2 separate regions of the Homo sapiens genome follow, and region 2 is linked to region 1. The links are chromatin loops, found by intact Hi-C in ENCODE. Cell type or tissue: OCI-LY7. All regions are shown on one strand. Each heading gives the region's core, and the rest is flanking DNA. Links, peaks and the distances in the headings are about the cores only.

Region 1 (7,896 bases), core at 3,085-5,584:
ACCATCTAACTTGTCATTCAAATTGGGACTTCTTTTTAAATAACTTTATTGAGGTGTAAATTTACATACCATAAAATCTACCCATGGTAAGTGTACAATTTAATGCTTTTTGGCAAACGTACAGAGCTGTGCAGTATCACCACAGTCCAGTTCAAACTGGGACACTTTTGAAAGTAAAAAGGGGCACTAACTGGACAAAGTACCAGGGTGACAGGTGTAAATAGAGCCTGTTTCAGAAAGAGCAGAACGTTAGGTCACCCAACCCATGGAAGACTAATTTCCCAAAGGTTATTAGTTTTTAAAGACAAGTATCTCCTTTTACTTGGAATAAAAATGTATCCAAAGTTATTTCATAACAAGAACATAATGTTTTGAATGGTAAAATTGGTCACTGTTTAGTTTAATTTCATGAAAAATTTAGGCTACTTTGCTGCGTAATACCTTCTGCTTCCTTTCTAACTCCAAAGCATTTGACTTTCTTGACCTAATTGAGGTTTTATTTGTCACTAGGACTCCATGCCACATTTCTACTTGAGCTTCCTAAGCCTTCCCTGTTGCCTGTATTCAAATTCCTTAGCCTGGCCTGAGCCGAACGGACTGATCTACAGCTCTCGTCTCTGCCTTTATATCCTTAAGGCTTTTGTTTAAATTCTTCTGTTTGCCTACATACCACGATGTTTGCATATCCAAACCTTTTCCTTCCTAGAGTTCCATATACAGTGATTTTCAGTGAAACTAGAACTTTTCCAACTTGACTTATAATTATTTGAATACGCTTTAAAAAAGCATTTCTCAGCTTAATTTTTTTTTTTCTTGATACTGCTCCTTGTGGAACAGGGCTACCCCATAGGCAGTGTGCCCAGAGTAGCTCAGCTTAATAATTATGGGTGCCAATATGTTAAGAATCTAATCAAAATGATTTACATGGTAAATTATATTAGTTATATTAAAAATATATTAGTATACTCAAAACAGTACCTGACTGGGCCCCGTGGCTCACGCCTGTAATCCCAGCACTTTGGGAGGCTAAGGCGGGAGGATCACTTGAGCCCAGGAGTTTGAGCCCAGAGTGGGCAACATGGCGAAACCCCATCTCTGCAAAAAGTACAAAAAGTTAGCTGAGCATGGTAGCATCCATATGACTATAGTCCCAGCTATCTGGGGGAGACAGGTGGGCGAATCACCTGAGCCCAGGAAGTTGAGGCTGCATTGAGCTGTGTATTCTGCCATTGAACTTCAGCCTGGGCAACATAGTGAGACCCTGTCTCAAAAAAATAAGAATAAAAAAAGATCATAGTACCTATTTTATAGGAAGAGTATGAAGATTGAGTTAATACATATAACTTGTATGAAACAGTCCAGTATATAGTAAGTGCTTGATAACTGTTAGCTGTTGGCATTAGAATTTTTAAGTACTTGTCACCTTTCATCCTGTTCCACATGCTTTGAAGCATATGCTGAAATATAGCAGGTAACTATAAATAACATTCTAATATTTTCCTTGTTACATGAAAATACTTGTAGTTCAGTTCAATACATTAAGCTTCTACTATGAGTCAAATATTGTTCTAGGATTTAGGGATATAAAGAAAAGGCCAAGATGTAATTCTCTTAGCCAAACTGGAGCTTTGAACAATAAAATAGGAGTCTGTGAGGCAAACAGAGGAGGGATGGGAATTACAGGTAGAGGGAACAGCCTGTGCAAAGGCACTGAGACAGTGCCTGGGAAACTGAAATAATTTAATATTACTGGAGCAGAGTATTGGCATAGACAAACTCAGAGACTAGGCAGGGCCTAGGTCATAAAGGTTTATGCCAAGTCCTATAAGGAATAAGGAGCCTTTGAAGCATTTTAAGTAAGAGAATAACAGTTGTATTTGCAAAAAATAACTTTTTACTTCCTGATTATAAAATCAACTATATTCCTTATAGAAAATTTGGAAAGTACAGAAAGGTTTTTAATACAGACATACACCCAAATTGTAATAAAGGTAGGTACATGTATGTGTGTGTATATTTCTATGCATTTTTATCAAAGGAAGAGAACATCTTCCCATATCATTAAATAGCCTTCAAAAGCAGGTTAAGTTCCCTCAGAGGTTTAAACGTAGAGTTACCACATGACCCAGGAATTGGTCCAGGCTGTACACCCAAGAGCTATATACCCTAGCTATATACCCAAGAGAAATGAAACATACATATGTCCACAAAACAACCTGTACACAAATGTTCATAGTAACATTATTCATAATAGCCAAAAAAATGCAAACAACTCAAATGTCTATCATCTTATGAATGGATAAACAAACTGTGGTGTTATCCAAATGATGGAATATCGTTTGATATCATCCAGCCATAAAAAGGAATGAAGCACTGATTCATGCTGTAACATGAATGATCCTTGAAAGCATTATGCTAACTGAAAGAAGCCAGTGGCAGGGACCAGGTATTATATGACTCTATTCATAAAATGTCCAAAAGAGGCAAATCTGGAGAGACAGAAAGTATATTAGTGGTTGCCAGGGGCTGGGGAGAGCAGGGAAAATGGGAGTAACTGCCAGTGAATACAGGGTTTCTTTTGGAGGATGATGAAAATGTTCTAAAATTGATTGTAGTGATGGTTGCATAACTCTGAAAATACTGAAAACCATTGAAATGTACACATTGATTGATGATTGATTGATTGATTGAGTCAGAATTTTGCTCTTGTCACCCATGCTGGAGTGAAATGGCGTGATCTTGGCTCACTGCAACCTCCGCCTCCCAGGTTCAAGCGATTCTCCTGCCTCAGCCTCCCAAGTAACTGGGATTACAGGCACCCACTACCAAACCTGGCTGATTTTTGCATTTTTAGCAGAGACAGGGTTTTGCCATGTTGGCCAGGCTGGTCTCAAACTCCTGATCTCAGGTAATCCACCCGCCTCAGCCTCCCAAATTGCTGGGATTACAGGCGTGAGCCACCACACTGGCCTGAAAGGTACACTTTAAATAGGTGAATTATACAGTACGTGAATAAAGCTATTACCAAAATACTAAGGAAAAGTTTAAGACAAATTAAGGGAAAAGAAACATGTTAAGTAACTGTCTTCAGTCATGCAGCCAGACGTGTGGGAACTGAGATTTGAACCCAGGCAGTCTGGCTCCAGAGTCTGTGGTCTTAGCAATACTGTGCTATGCTGTTTTCACCTCAATATCAATTTCCTTAGGATAAAGCTTTGAATTGAAGTTAGAGTTGAATTATGTATAAAATCAGATTTGCATTTTTAGTTGGCTTGGTAGCAGTGGGGAAGGCCTTTGGAAGGGGATAGGAAGGGGATAGGAGGCTGTTGAAATAGTGCAAGACTTGAATTCAGACAGTGATAATTGAAATGGGGAGAAGAGGACTTGCCTTCTTCTGAAATGGGAGTGGGTCAGGCCAGTATGGAGAAGTTGCTTAGCTATTTACAGCAACAGTTGGAGCTGGCCCTCCCGGCTCCGAGAATTCTGTTTCATCATGCTGAGGTGCTTTCTCACATTGGCCACAGGATGTCCGATACCCCAAGTACCGTTCCCTGAATGCCTGTTTTCCTGAACTTCTTTTTCATCCCAGAAGGAGAATGGACAAAGTAACAAAGGTAAATCATCTAGATTTAAATTTGTCTAAGAACAACTTTGCCAGTTCAGGTTTGAAGTAGTAAGATCGGTGCAAAGATGGAGAGAATTCATGATTTTGGCTTTAAGAGTCTAAATATTTATGAAAGGCTTTGCAGTCATAGTGACCTGCAGTTCCTTGAGGCCCATTTTCGGGAGGGCTGGTATTGTTAGCTTCGTCTTGCATGTCAGGTAGCTAAGCCTTGGAGAAATGAAGAGAATCCAATAACATCCCAAAGGGAGGTAACTGCAGCAGCAGCACATTTTCCCTAGAAGGTGTAGGGCAGCATGGGTAAGGATAGAGTTCTTTTAATTTAATTTATTTTAATTATTTTAATATTTAACTTTTACCTTGAACTAGTCAACTGGGGTCTTCGAAGACATATGGAGTACCCATTCTTATCAAGCATTTTCCATTCCCAAGTAGGAATTCCAGTCTTCAGTTTGTAGCATGAAGTGTTATTTTTCCATGGTCAATTGTTTTTACCAGAACTGTTCACTTTTGAGTAAGGTGAGAAAAAGTGTAGTTAATATGAAGTTGGTGGCCCCAGTTGGGGCGCTGTACCTCAGTTTTGCCTTTGATACTACGTTTTGACAGCTGCTTAAATGATGATGCTGGAAAGGGCCTGTGATGCATGTCATCCCTCTGGTGAGTATTGATGGCATAACCCTCAGTTCCCAGTAGGTGGAGTGTGACTACAGGAGATCTTGTTCCATGCGCCAGCACATTTGCCCTTTCAAAGCAGAGTCATGCCAGAGAGGATTTCAGAACTCCCTGCCATTGCTTTTTCCTGTTTCTTTTTAGGGAGTGAAACTCTTTTAAAGAAAGGAAGCATTAATTAGTAAATTATTTAGCTGTTTGCTCACCAGGGAGTTGGCAGATAAGCAATGGGGTTTGTCAACCTCAGGGAGAGCTTGGGTTTGGGTTTGTCACTCAAGATGGCTTTGGCAGCGTCAGCCTTTGAGAAGGCTTCGGATGCTTGGTTTTGCTCTTGGTAGCCTCAAGCATCCCCAGCTCAGCTGTTCTAAGTGTGTGACTGGTTCTGCCAGCCATGCTGACCCTTCTGTCGCTCAGAGGGGACAGGCCCTGCTGGCCCTTCATGGAGGAGCAGGGCTACAGATACGGCCCCATGGGATCAACCTGGACTGCTCCAAGGGTCGCAGGAGCACCCTGAGTCTTGGAGCTCCCCAAGGTTGCCCTACCCCCAGTACAGTATGTGGAGGAAGACTCCCAGCCTGCATCCTCAGCTCTGCAGGCCCGCTCTCTCAGTGCTAGCCTAGGCCCAGGCCTGGCCACGGTGCGTCCCGGGCCAGTTTGCTCACATCCAACACAGCTGGCATCTTCAACTGGACTGGGACTTTGGATCTTGCCCTGCAGCTCCTGGAAATACACCTCAGCCCACTGTTCCATTGCTGCCTGACAGACCATCCCGACTTGGTGGCACAAAACAATGACATTCACTTATAATGGTGATGATGAGCCTGCATGGTCTGGGAGCTGTGGGCTCAGTTAAGCTGTTCTCCCTCAGCGTGTCTCTCAGGTGCAGTCAGGCGGAGCGGCCTGGGGCCAACTCCAAGGCACTCACACGCAGAGTGGTGGTCGGTGCTGGCTGTCACGTGGGGTCTCAGCAGAGGCCCTTGACGAGAACACCTGCGTGGCCTTGTGGTCTGGGCTTCCTCCAGGCATGTTGCCTGGTTTCCAAGGGTGAATGTCCCCAGAGAGAGCCAGGAGGAAGCTGTATCACTTTTTCTAACCTAGCCTCTGAAGTCAGTCAGTCATTTCTGCTGCATTCTGTTTCTTGCAAGTGAATTCCTAAGGCCCCCTCACCTTCAGAGAAAGGAAATTACATTCCTCTTCTTGATGGGAAGGAGGGTGTGTCAAAGACTACAGGCATTTTAAAACCACCACCATACCCTGCATCTCTGGACCCTAGAGAACTGCCTTAGTTGTTAGTTGAATCTGCCAGGTCGCTGTTCTGAACTAGCCTTTGGACCCCCAGGCAATGGGGGCAGGAAGGTGGTGAGAAACTTCTCTCTCTGGTTCCTGAGTTTCTGCAGCTCATGTCCCCCTAGCATACACTGCATTTTTGAGCATAGCTTTCTTCTGGGAGCATTATGTAAATCTGATAAGTGGCCCAGTTTTGCAGATCAAATAAACATGGGAAGGGGAATGCAAATAAAAGAATTGTCTTTCTCTACAGGTTTTTAATGTTGGAATTTCAGTAAGGAGACCAGTTTTTAAGCCTTCTTTAGGGTCAATTTTAACTGAGTTTTCTGGAAGCCAAGCAGAATGGCTGTGGATTTGAGTCTGGCAAGCAAAGTGCATCTGTGGCGGAGTGAACTCTGTAATGTGGTGTTGCTATGGAGATTGGAGATTCGCATTTTGGGCCCAGGCATGACAGTCATTTGTCACCCCCTTGTCCCCTCATCCTGCAGCTAAGGCTGTAATAACCAAAGGCACAGACATGCCCCCAGTTTAATTTAATTCTAGACTCAGGCATTGTTTTAAGTGAAGTGGTTGCATGATATCATTGTTCTGTGTATCTTGATAGGAAGTTTTCACGGTTAAGTGAGATTACCAGAAGCTTTTAAAGAAGACAGGAAAGGCACTTGCAGCAGAAACTTCTCTCAGAAGGAATTACGTTTGAAATGCTGTGTGGAATAAAAACAGGTTGACAATGTAGTAACATCGGATTATTATTTTCACCTAGTCACTTAAAAAGGATATAGAAATAGTATCTTTTGGCATTTCTAGCATGAATTGATTCAACCCTTTCAGAATGAGCAGTTGATCATTTTTCTGGAGTTTGGAGCCCTAAACAGTATTTTAAAAAGTAATGACTCATATTCATAAGTTACATTATAACTTTCTTCATCCAGTATCTGTGGATTAGCAAAGTAGCAAGGAGGTAATTTTTATCTGAATACAAACAGGAAAGAGTATATCATTATAAAGACAGAGAGGTTAATTTTAGCTTTTCATAGTGGGTGAGAAAAACAATTCCATATTTAAAAGTTGATCATTTTGTCTTGAGCAGCCAATTAAAATCTCATTTACCCTTTAAAAAAAAGTACAGTGCCCTAAGTGAAGTAGAAAAGTTAAAAAAGAAAGCTTGAGTGGCGGGGGAGAGATTTACATCACTGTTATGTCAGTAATTTTGGATATGAAGAGTCTCAATAAATTTCACTGGCATGACTAAGATGGTTTTATTAAAATAACATGGAGGTTATAATAAGACATCTCCATTAAAAGTTGAGGTCTTGTCACTAGGCGTGGTGGCTCATGCCCGTAATCCCAGCACTGTGGGAGGCTGAAGTGGGAGGATAGCTTGAGGCCAGGAGTTTGTGACCAGCCTGGCCAACATAGTGAGACCCTATTGCTATAAAAACTAAAAAAAATTAACCGAGCGTGGCGACGTACATCTGAAGTCCCAGCTACTCAGGAGGCTGAGATGGAAGGATGGTTTGAGCCCAGGAGTTGCAGCGAGCTATGATCGCACCACTGCACTAGTCTAGGTGGCAAAGCCAGACTCCGTCTCAAAAAAAAAAAGAAGAGGAAATTGAGGTCTTGCATGGCAAGGCATCTTGGTTTAGTTGTTCTTGTCTCATAAAACTTTTGACAGGGAAAATAGAAAGTCCTGTTTAATGCTCTGAAATAAAGCTGATGTGTTTGAGCTATCACCCACGTAGCTTCTAGTCATGGACAGGTCTTGTTTGTAGCTAGTTAAGGTATCTGCAAGGTGATGTCTCTGGGTAGCAGCCTCTCCTCCTAAGGAGTATACAGTTGTCCCTCAGTATCTACAAGGATTGCTTCCAGGACCCCCACAGATAACTAAAATCAACAGATGCTCAAGTCCTTTATGTAAAATGGCATGGTGTTTGCATACAACCTACACACATCTTCCCATATACATTAAGTCATCTCTGGATTACCTATACCTAATACAGTGTAAATGGTGTGTATACTGTTGTTATACCATTTTGTTTACGACATGAAAATGATATGAAAAAAAGTCTGTATGTGTTCAGTACAGGTGCTTCTTTTCCCGAATATTTTCAACCTGAGGTGGTTGAATCCACAGGTGCAGTACCCATGGATATGGAGTGCTGACTGTATTTGAAAATGGTCACAAACATTTCAGCCCTATTGCCTGCTTCTCTCTTTCCAATAGGCTGCAGGCAGTTAGGCCTTTTATCCCGGAGATGTGCCACACTTTGAAATTGTCATAAATTCTGATTCTGGGTTCCCAAGGCAAAAGTTCCACA
Region 2 (7,896 bases), core at 2,757-5,256, 340 kb after region 1:
CGTCTCAAAAAAAAAAAAAAAAGAAGAAGAAAGAAAGAAAACAGGCCTGGAGCGGGGGCTCACGCCTGTAATCCCAGCACTTTGGGAAGCCAAGGCAGGCAGATCACCTGAGGCCAGGAGTTTGAGACCAGCCTGGCCAACATGGAGAAACCCCATCTCTACTAAAAATACAAAAATGACTCCTTTTGGCCAGAACCGCCATCTTCCTGTAGCCATCTTCCTGTAATTCGCCAAAATTACGAACACAAAGGGAAAGAGGAGAGGTACCCGATATAGGTTCTCCAGGCCTTTTAGAAAACCTGGAGTTGTTCCTTTGGCCATGTATATGCGAATCTATAAGAAAGGTGATATTGTGGACACCAAGGGAACGGTACTGTTCAAAAAGGAATGCCCCACAAGTGTCACCATGGCAAAACTGGAAGAGTCTACAGTGTTCCCCAGCATGCTGTTGGCATTGTAAACAAACAAGTTCAGGGCAACATTCTTGCCAAGACAATTAATGTGCGTATTGAGCACGTTAAGCACTCTAAGAGCCGAGATAGCTTCCTGAAACACATGAATGAAAATTATCAGAAAAAGAAAGAAGCCAGAGAAAGATACCTGGGTTCAACCGAAGCGCCAGCCTGCTCACTTTGTGAGAACCAGTGGGAAGGACCCTGAGCTGCTGGAACCTCTTCCTTATGAATTCATGGCATAATAGGTGTTAAAAAAAATAACAGACCTCTGGACTGTAAAAATAATAATAATAATAATAATAATAATAATAATAATAATAATAATGGGCCAGGCACAGTGGCTCACGCCTATAATCCCAGCACTTTGGGAGGCTGAAGCAGGCGGATCACCTGAGGTCAGGAGTTCGAGACCAGCCTGGCCAACATGGTGAAACACCGTCTCAAGTGAAATACAAAAATTAGCCGGGCATGGTGGCACACATCTGTAATCCCAGCTACTTGGGAGGCTGAGGTAGGAGAATTGCTTGAACCTGGAAGGCGGAGTTTGCAGTGAGCCGAGTTCATGCCTCTGCACTCCAGCCTGAGTGACAGAGCGAGACTCCATCTCCAAAAAATAAAAAAATAAATAAATAAATAAATAAAATAAAAATACAAAAATGAGCCGGGTGTGGCAGCGGGCACCTGTAATCCCAGCTACTTGGGAGGCTGAGGCAGGAGGATCACTTGAACCCAGGAGGCAGAGGTTCCAGTGAGGCGAAATCACGCCACTGCACTCCAGCCTGGGTGACAGAGTGAGACTCTGTCTTGAAAAAATAAATAAAATTTAAAAAATGAAAAACAGGCAAGAAATAAGCCTTTATCATTGTGAGCCACTGAGATGTTGGGATGGTTTGTTATCACAGCTTAACCCTGTGAAAACTGACTAAAAAACATCCTATGATAAATTGGTTAAATAAAGTATGATGTGCCTATATGATGAGAATGTAGCTAGTAATTTTTTTTATTTTTTTATTTTTATTTTTATTTTTTATATTTTAATTTTATTTTTATTTTTTGAGATGGGGTCTCTTTCTGTTGCCCAGGCTGGAGTGCAGTGGTGCCATCTCAGTTCGCTGAAACTTCCACCTCCCGGGTTCCAGGGATTCTCCTGCCTCAGCCTCTTGAGTAGCTGGGATTACAGGCGCGAGCCACCACACCCGGCTAATTTTTTGTGTTTTTAGTAGAGACGGGGTTTCACCATGTTAGCCAGGATGGTCTCAATCTCCTAACCTCGTGATCTACCCACCTCGGCCTCCCAAAGTGCTGGGATTACATATTTTTATTTTTTTGAGACAGAGTCTTGCTCTTGTTGCCCAGGCTGGAGTGCAATGGCGCGATCTTGAGTCACTACAACCTCCGCCTCCTGGGTTCAAGCGATTCTCCTGCCTTAGCCTCCCGAGTAGCCGGGATTACAGGCACCCACCACCACGCCCGGCTAATTTTTGTATTTTCAGTAGAGACAGGGTTTCACCATGTTGGCCAGGCTGGTCTCGAACTCTTGACCTCAGGTGATTCACCTGCCTTGGCCTCCCAAAGTGTTGAGATTACGGGCATGATCCACTGTGCCCAGCCTGCAGCTATTAAAGTTATATCTTAAACTGTATTAAATTTATATTTAAGTTTATACAGCTATTAAAATTGTTTAAAGATAAAAATTGCTCAAAATATCATTTTCATAAGTGAACAAAAGCAAAGTTTAAAAGTGAAAGTACATCAGGATCTCAATATTGTAAATGCAAATATGACTTGTATATATATTGGCTGAAGTATGGTCATTTGAATGGTTACTTTTGGCTTTTTTTTTTTTTTTTTAGATGGAGTCTCACTCTGCTGCCCATTTCTCCTGCCTCAGCCTCCTGAGTGGCTGAGATTACAGGCACACACCACCACACTCAGTTAATTTTTGTATTTTTAGTAGCGATGGGGTTTCACCATGTTGGCCAGGCTGGTCTCGAACTCCTGACCTCAGATGATCCGCCCAACTCAGCCTGCAAAATTGCTGGGATTACAGGCGTGAGCCACCATGCCCGGCACTTGGGCACTTTTTAAAAAATAAAATGCAGAAAGCCCAGAATTGAGTGGCGATTTTCTCTAGAAAAAGGGATTGAGGGAAAAGCATGCCCACATGTTAACAGTGGTTCTCTCAAGGGGGTAGAATTGGGGAGGGTGGCTATTCCCCTTTATGCTCATCTACACGTTCCAGCTTATCTATAATGCCATGTAATACTTTCATATTTTGGAAAAATCATTATACTGCATGGGGATATTGAGAAGAATCACTGGCCAATGGCAGTGTGATGTAGGGAGGCAGGGCTACTGTGGGGAAGACAGTAGGGCCCAAGTCCCAGAAGCCCATGGTGGGATGGGGAGGTGGGAGTAGAGAGGGGCTCTTCTGGCCTCCTCCGACCCAGACCCTCCAGGCATAGACCTAAGCCTACAGCTTTGAAGGTCCTGTGAAAATGTGTGTGACTTTTAAAAAATTAATTGACTCTTGGCCGGGTGCAGTGGCTCACACCTGTAATCCCAGCACTTTGGGAGGCCGAGGCAGGTGGATCACCTGAGGTCAGGAGTTCAAGGCCAGCCTGGCCAACATGGTGAAACCCCATCTCTACTAAAAATACAAAAATTAGCAGGATGTGGTGGCATGTGCTTGTAATCTCAGCTGCTCGGGAGGCTGAGGCGGGAGAATCACTGAACCCAGGAGGTGGAGGTTGCAATGAGCTGATATCGAACCACTGCACTCCAGCCTGGGCAACAAGAGTGAATCTCCATATAAAAAAAAATTAATTGACTCCAAATATAAAAATTAAAATGCCATTTCAAAGTTAATAGATGTTTAAGTGTCTAGGAATTGTAACCTTATGTCAAAAGTCAAATACAGTGGCTGCTTAATGGGTATGGGTTGCCATCCGGTGATGAAAAAGCTCTGGGACTAAGTAGTGGTGATGGTCGCACAATATTGTGAATGGTCTTAATACCACTGAATTCTGCACTTTAAAATGGTACGTTTTATGTGTATTTGACCACCAAAACAAAACAAAAACAAAAAGTTCAATTTCAGTGCAATTCAACTGTTATATAATTACTGCAGATGGAACTCACACTTAGTGGGGGGTTTGGATGACCTTCTGTGTATTGAATACAATGCTAACCGGACCCCAAAATTAAATTGCTCTGGAAGAGGCAGTGGTTGCTAATGATTCCTGATCTCCTGTCACCGGACACCTTGTGGCATGACAGTGAATGGGCAGCTTTTGGGGTAAGGGTGGGAGTGAGGTACAGAGCACAGACCTCCTATTCACCTTGCCACTTGGGGTCTGGGGTTCAGACTCAAGTCTGAGGGATCAGCCATCCCATAGAATCACAGGCTGCGCTCTCCTGAGATGCCATCGAACCAGCACTTGGAGGCAGCAGAGAGCTGGATCTGGCTGGGGAGGACATCTGGGTTTCTCCCCATATCCAGGGCTCCTCCCACCCACCCCCACTCTCTTGCCCCTGCCCAACCCTACCAAGACAGTCTTATCAGTTTGGTTTTCAGAAGATGATGCCATTTCTTTCAGGAAAATTTTTTGCAAGTAAAACCTGAGTGTTCCACCAGCTCCTTCCAGTGGGATATTCAAGAGTATTCAAGCAAGACCAGTTTTTACATGTTAAACACATTCCATAATTTAAAACATGTTTTGAATTTCCTCTGAGACAATCCATATGGGTAATTTCAGGAGTTGGCCTAATAAAGCTCACATCCTATTTTTGTGGGGTATTAATTTTAAGACTTTTCACCTGATACTCATTATGCTGATGTCTTTAAAATGCTAGGAAACTTTAATAGCAAGACTGGTGGCAACGACGAATGTTTCTTTCTTTTTTTTTTGGAGACGTAGTTTTGCTCGTTTCCTAGGCTGGAGGGCAATGACACGATCTTGGCTCACTGCAACCTTCGCCTCCCCGGTTCAAGAGATTCTCCTGCCTCAGCCTCCCGAGTAGCTGGGACTACAAGTGCATGCTACCACACCCAGCTAATTTTTGTATTTTCAGTAGAGATGGGGTTTCACCACGTTGTCCAGGCTGGTCTCGAACTCCCGATGTCGGGTGATCTGCCTGCCTCAGCCTCCCAAAGTGCTGGGATTATAGGTGTGAGCCACCACGCCCATCCAAGAATGTTTCTTTATAATACTGAAAAGGTTAACTTGGTGCAGATGGGAGCAGCCAGAGAAAACCATTCATAGAAAGCAGTGATAGTCGGCTGGGTGCGGTGGCTCACACCTGTAATCCCAGCACTTTGGGAGGCCCAGGTGGGAGGATCACCTGAGGTCAGAAGTTCGAAAGCAGCCTGGCCAACATGGCGAAATCCCATCTGTACTAAAAATACAAAAATTAGCCAGGCATGGCAGCAGGTGCCTGTAATCCCAGCTACTCAGGGAGGCTGAGGCACGAGAATCACTTGAACCTGGGAGACGGAGGTTGCAGTGAGCCAAGATCGTACCACTGCACTCCAGCCTGGGTGATAGAGCAAGACTCCATCTCAAAAGAAAAAAAAGAAAGCAATGATAGTCACAGGTCTCTTCTAAGATGCTTGGTATCAGTTGGCCCTTACTATGTAACAAACCACCTCACAACTGAGTAACTTAAAGCAACGGCTGGGCTGTGGCTCACGCCTGTAATCCCTGCATTTTGGGAGTCCAAGGCCGGCAGATCACTTGAGGTCAGGAGTTCAAGACCAGCCTGGCCAACAGGGTGAAAACTGTCTCCACTAAAAATACAAAAATTAGACAATTAGACAAGTGTGGTGGTGGGTGCCTGTAATCCAAGCTACTGGGGAGGCTGAGGCAGGAGAATCGCTTGAACCCAGGAAGCAGAGGTTGCAGTGAGCTGAGGTTGTACCACTGCACTCCAGCCTGGGTGATAGAGTGAGACTCTGTCTCAAAAAAAAAGCAACTACTATTATTATTATTATTGTTATTATTATTATTATATTTGGGTTGGGCTCAGCTGAGTGTTTCTGATGCAGGATAGGCAAGCCCCAAAATTGGGGCTTAGGGCCAGGCATGGTGGCTCATGCCTGTGATCCCAGCACTTTGGGAGGCCGAGGCGGGCGGATCACGAGGTCAGGAGATCGAGACCATCCTGTCTAACACGGTGAAACCCCATCTCTACTAAAAATACAAAAAATTAGCCAGGCATGGTGGCAGGCACCTGTAGTCCCAGCTACTTGGGAGGCTGAGGCAGGAGAATGGCGTAAACCCAGGAGGCAGAGCTTGCAGTGAGCCAAGATGGCGCCACTGCACTCCAGCCTGGGTGACAGAGCAAGACTCTGTCTCAAAAAAAAAAAAAAAAAAAAAAAAACTGGGGCTTAGCCTGAGAGGGTTCTTGGCTTTGCCCAGGAAACAATTCAAAGGTAAGCCAGTGGTGTTAAACAGCAACTTCTATTGACACAGCCGTGCACAGCAGCAGCAGAGGTACTGCTCCTAGTGGAGTGGGGCTGCCCCATAGACAGGGTGCCCAGAATAACAGCTCAGAGGCTGTTCTGCACTCATATTTATACCCACTTTTAATTACATGCAAATTAAAAAACAGTTGGCTGGGCATGGTGGCTCACGCCTGTAATCCCAGCACTTTGGGAGGCCGAGGTGGGCAGATCACGAGGTCAAGAGATCAACATCATCCTGTCCAACATGGTGAAACCCCATCTCTACTAAAAATACAAAAATTAGCTGGGCATGGTGGTGTGCGCCTGTAGTCCTAGCTACTTGGGAGGCTGAGGTGGGAGAATCACTTGAACCCAGGAGGCAGAGGTTGCAATGAGCCAAGATTACACCACTGCACTCCAGCCTGGCGACAGAGCAAGATTGCATCTCAAAACAAACAAACAAACAAAGTTTATGCAGAAATTTCTAGGATGAGGGTGGTAACTTCTGGGTTGTTGGCTTGTTGCCATGGAAAGGGATGGTAAATTCCAGATGTTGCCATGGCAATGGTAAACTAACATGGGCACGCTGGTGGGAGGGTCTTATGGAAAGCTGCTTCTGCCCCCAACCTGTTTTAGCTAGTCCTCAATTTGGTCAGGTGTTTGAGCCCTGCTTCCAGAGTCAACTCCTACCTCCTCCTCAGTTTTTCTGCTGGTCTCACCTGGTTCACTATGTGGCCATAGCTGGCAGGTGGGCTGCAGCTGGTTGGTCTGGGTCCCAGATGGCCTCACTCACATGTCTGCATTTGGCTGGGATGGTGGGGGCAACCAGAGCCAGGTTAATCTCCTCATCAAGCAGACCAGACTTCACACGGCAGCTGGGCTCCAAAAGAAGAAAGAGAGGCCAAGCCCCAGCACACAAATGCTTTTCCTATTATTTTTATTCTCAGACCTCTCAGGGATGAACACAAATGCTTTCTATGCCTCTGCTTGTGTCATGCTCCTTACTGTCCCCTTGACAAAAGCAACTCATAAGGCCAAGCCCTGATTCAGGTAGTGGAGAAAATAGACTCTATCTTTTGAAAAAGGAGCTGCAAAATGTCGTGGACTATAAAAAAGTATCTGGCCGGGTTGCTGCAGCTCACCCTTATAATCCCAGCAAGTTGGGAGGCCAAGACGGGAGGATCACTTGAGCTTGGAGTCTGAGACCAGCCTGGGCAACATAGTGAGACCTGATCTCTACAGAAAAATTTAAAAATTAGCCAGGTACTGTGGCTCATGACTGTAGTCCCAGCTACTTGGGAGGCTGAGGGGGGAGGATCACTTGAGCCTGGGAGGTGGAGTTTGCAGTGAGACAAGATGGTGCCACTGCATTCCAGCCTGGGCAACAGAGCAAGACCCTGTCTCAAAAAAAATAGATGATAAAAGTATGTCTTCCACATGCTGTCTCCTCTGTTTCTACCACCAAGGATATCCTTACAAATAGGCAGGAATGGATGGCAGGCACTTGCCAACTAACAGTAATCCCATACTCCTGGGATAGAGTTCAAGGTGATTAAATGTGCATTTTCCCAGATGTATCTGGGGACACCAGTCCCATGAAGTAAGATGCTATGGGCTACAATTTGTCCCCACCTCCAAATTTATATATTGAAGCCTTAACCCTCAATGCGACTGTATTTAGAGATAGGACCTTTAAGGAGGTAATTAAGGTTAAATGAAGTCATAAGGGTGAGACCTTAATTCAGTAGGACTGGTGTCCTCATAAGAAGAGACATCAGGAGTGCACGTGCTCAGAAAAAAAGGCCACATGTGAGGCCACAGGGAGAAGGAAGTCGTCTGCAAGCCAGGAGAGGCCTCACCAGAACCAACCCTGCTGGCACCTTGATCTTGGACTTCCAGCTTCCAGAACTGTGAGAATATAAATTTGTGTTGTTTAAGCCACCCTGTCTGTGGTTTTTGTTATGGTAGCCCAAGCTGAATAATACATAAGGGTTC

What was found. Peaks named below come from ENCODE experiments on the same cell type or tissue, not always from the same donor. Only the 100,000 strongest peaks of a DNase experiment are listed, where the experiment ranks them.
Region 2: a loop joins it to region 1, with 2.2 times the contacts of the local background. A loop is called at or near these places in 9 of 110 quality-filtered maps.

What each region holds. Positions count from the first base shown.
Region 1 is chr2:231,223,185-231,231,080 of GRCh38, forward strand. ARMC9 (armadillo repeat containing 9) reads left to right here. Exons shown (of 25, transcript NM_001352754.2): 7 at 3,590-3,614. Among named protein-coding and RNA genes, the nearest start is that of ARMC9, 29 kb to the left of the region's middle. RefSeq lists an enhancer at 5,200-5,269. In OCI-LY7, for the core only: a CTCF peak has its summit at 4,304; DNase peaks (open chromatin) are centred at 4,317 and 5,257; H3K4me3 peaks cover 646 bases; H3K27ac peaks cover 1,185 bases.
Region 2 is chr2:231,559,668-231,567,563 of GRCh38, forward strand. It overlaps the pseudogene RPL21P35. Among named protein-coding and RNA genes, the nearest start is that of TEX44, 29 kb to the right of the region's middle. In OCI-LY7, for the core only: CTCF peaks have their summits at 3,874 and 4,079; a DNase peak (open chromatin) is centred at 3,904.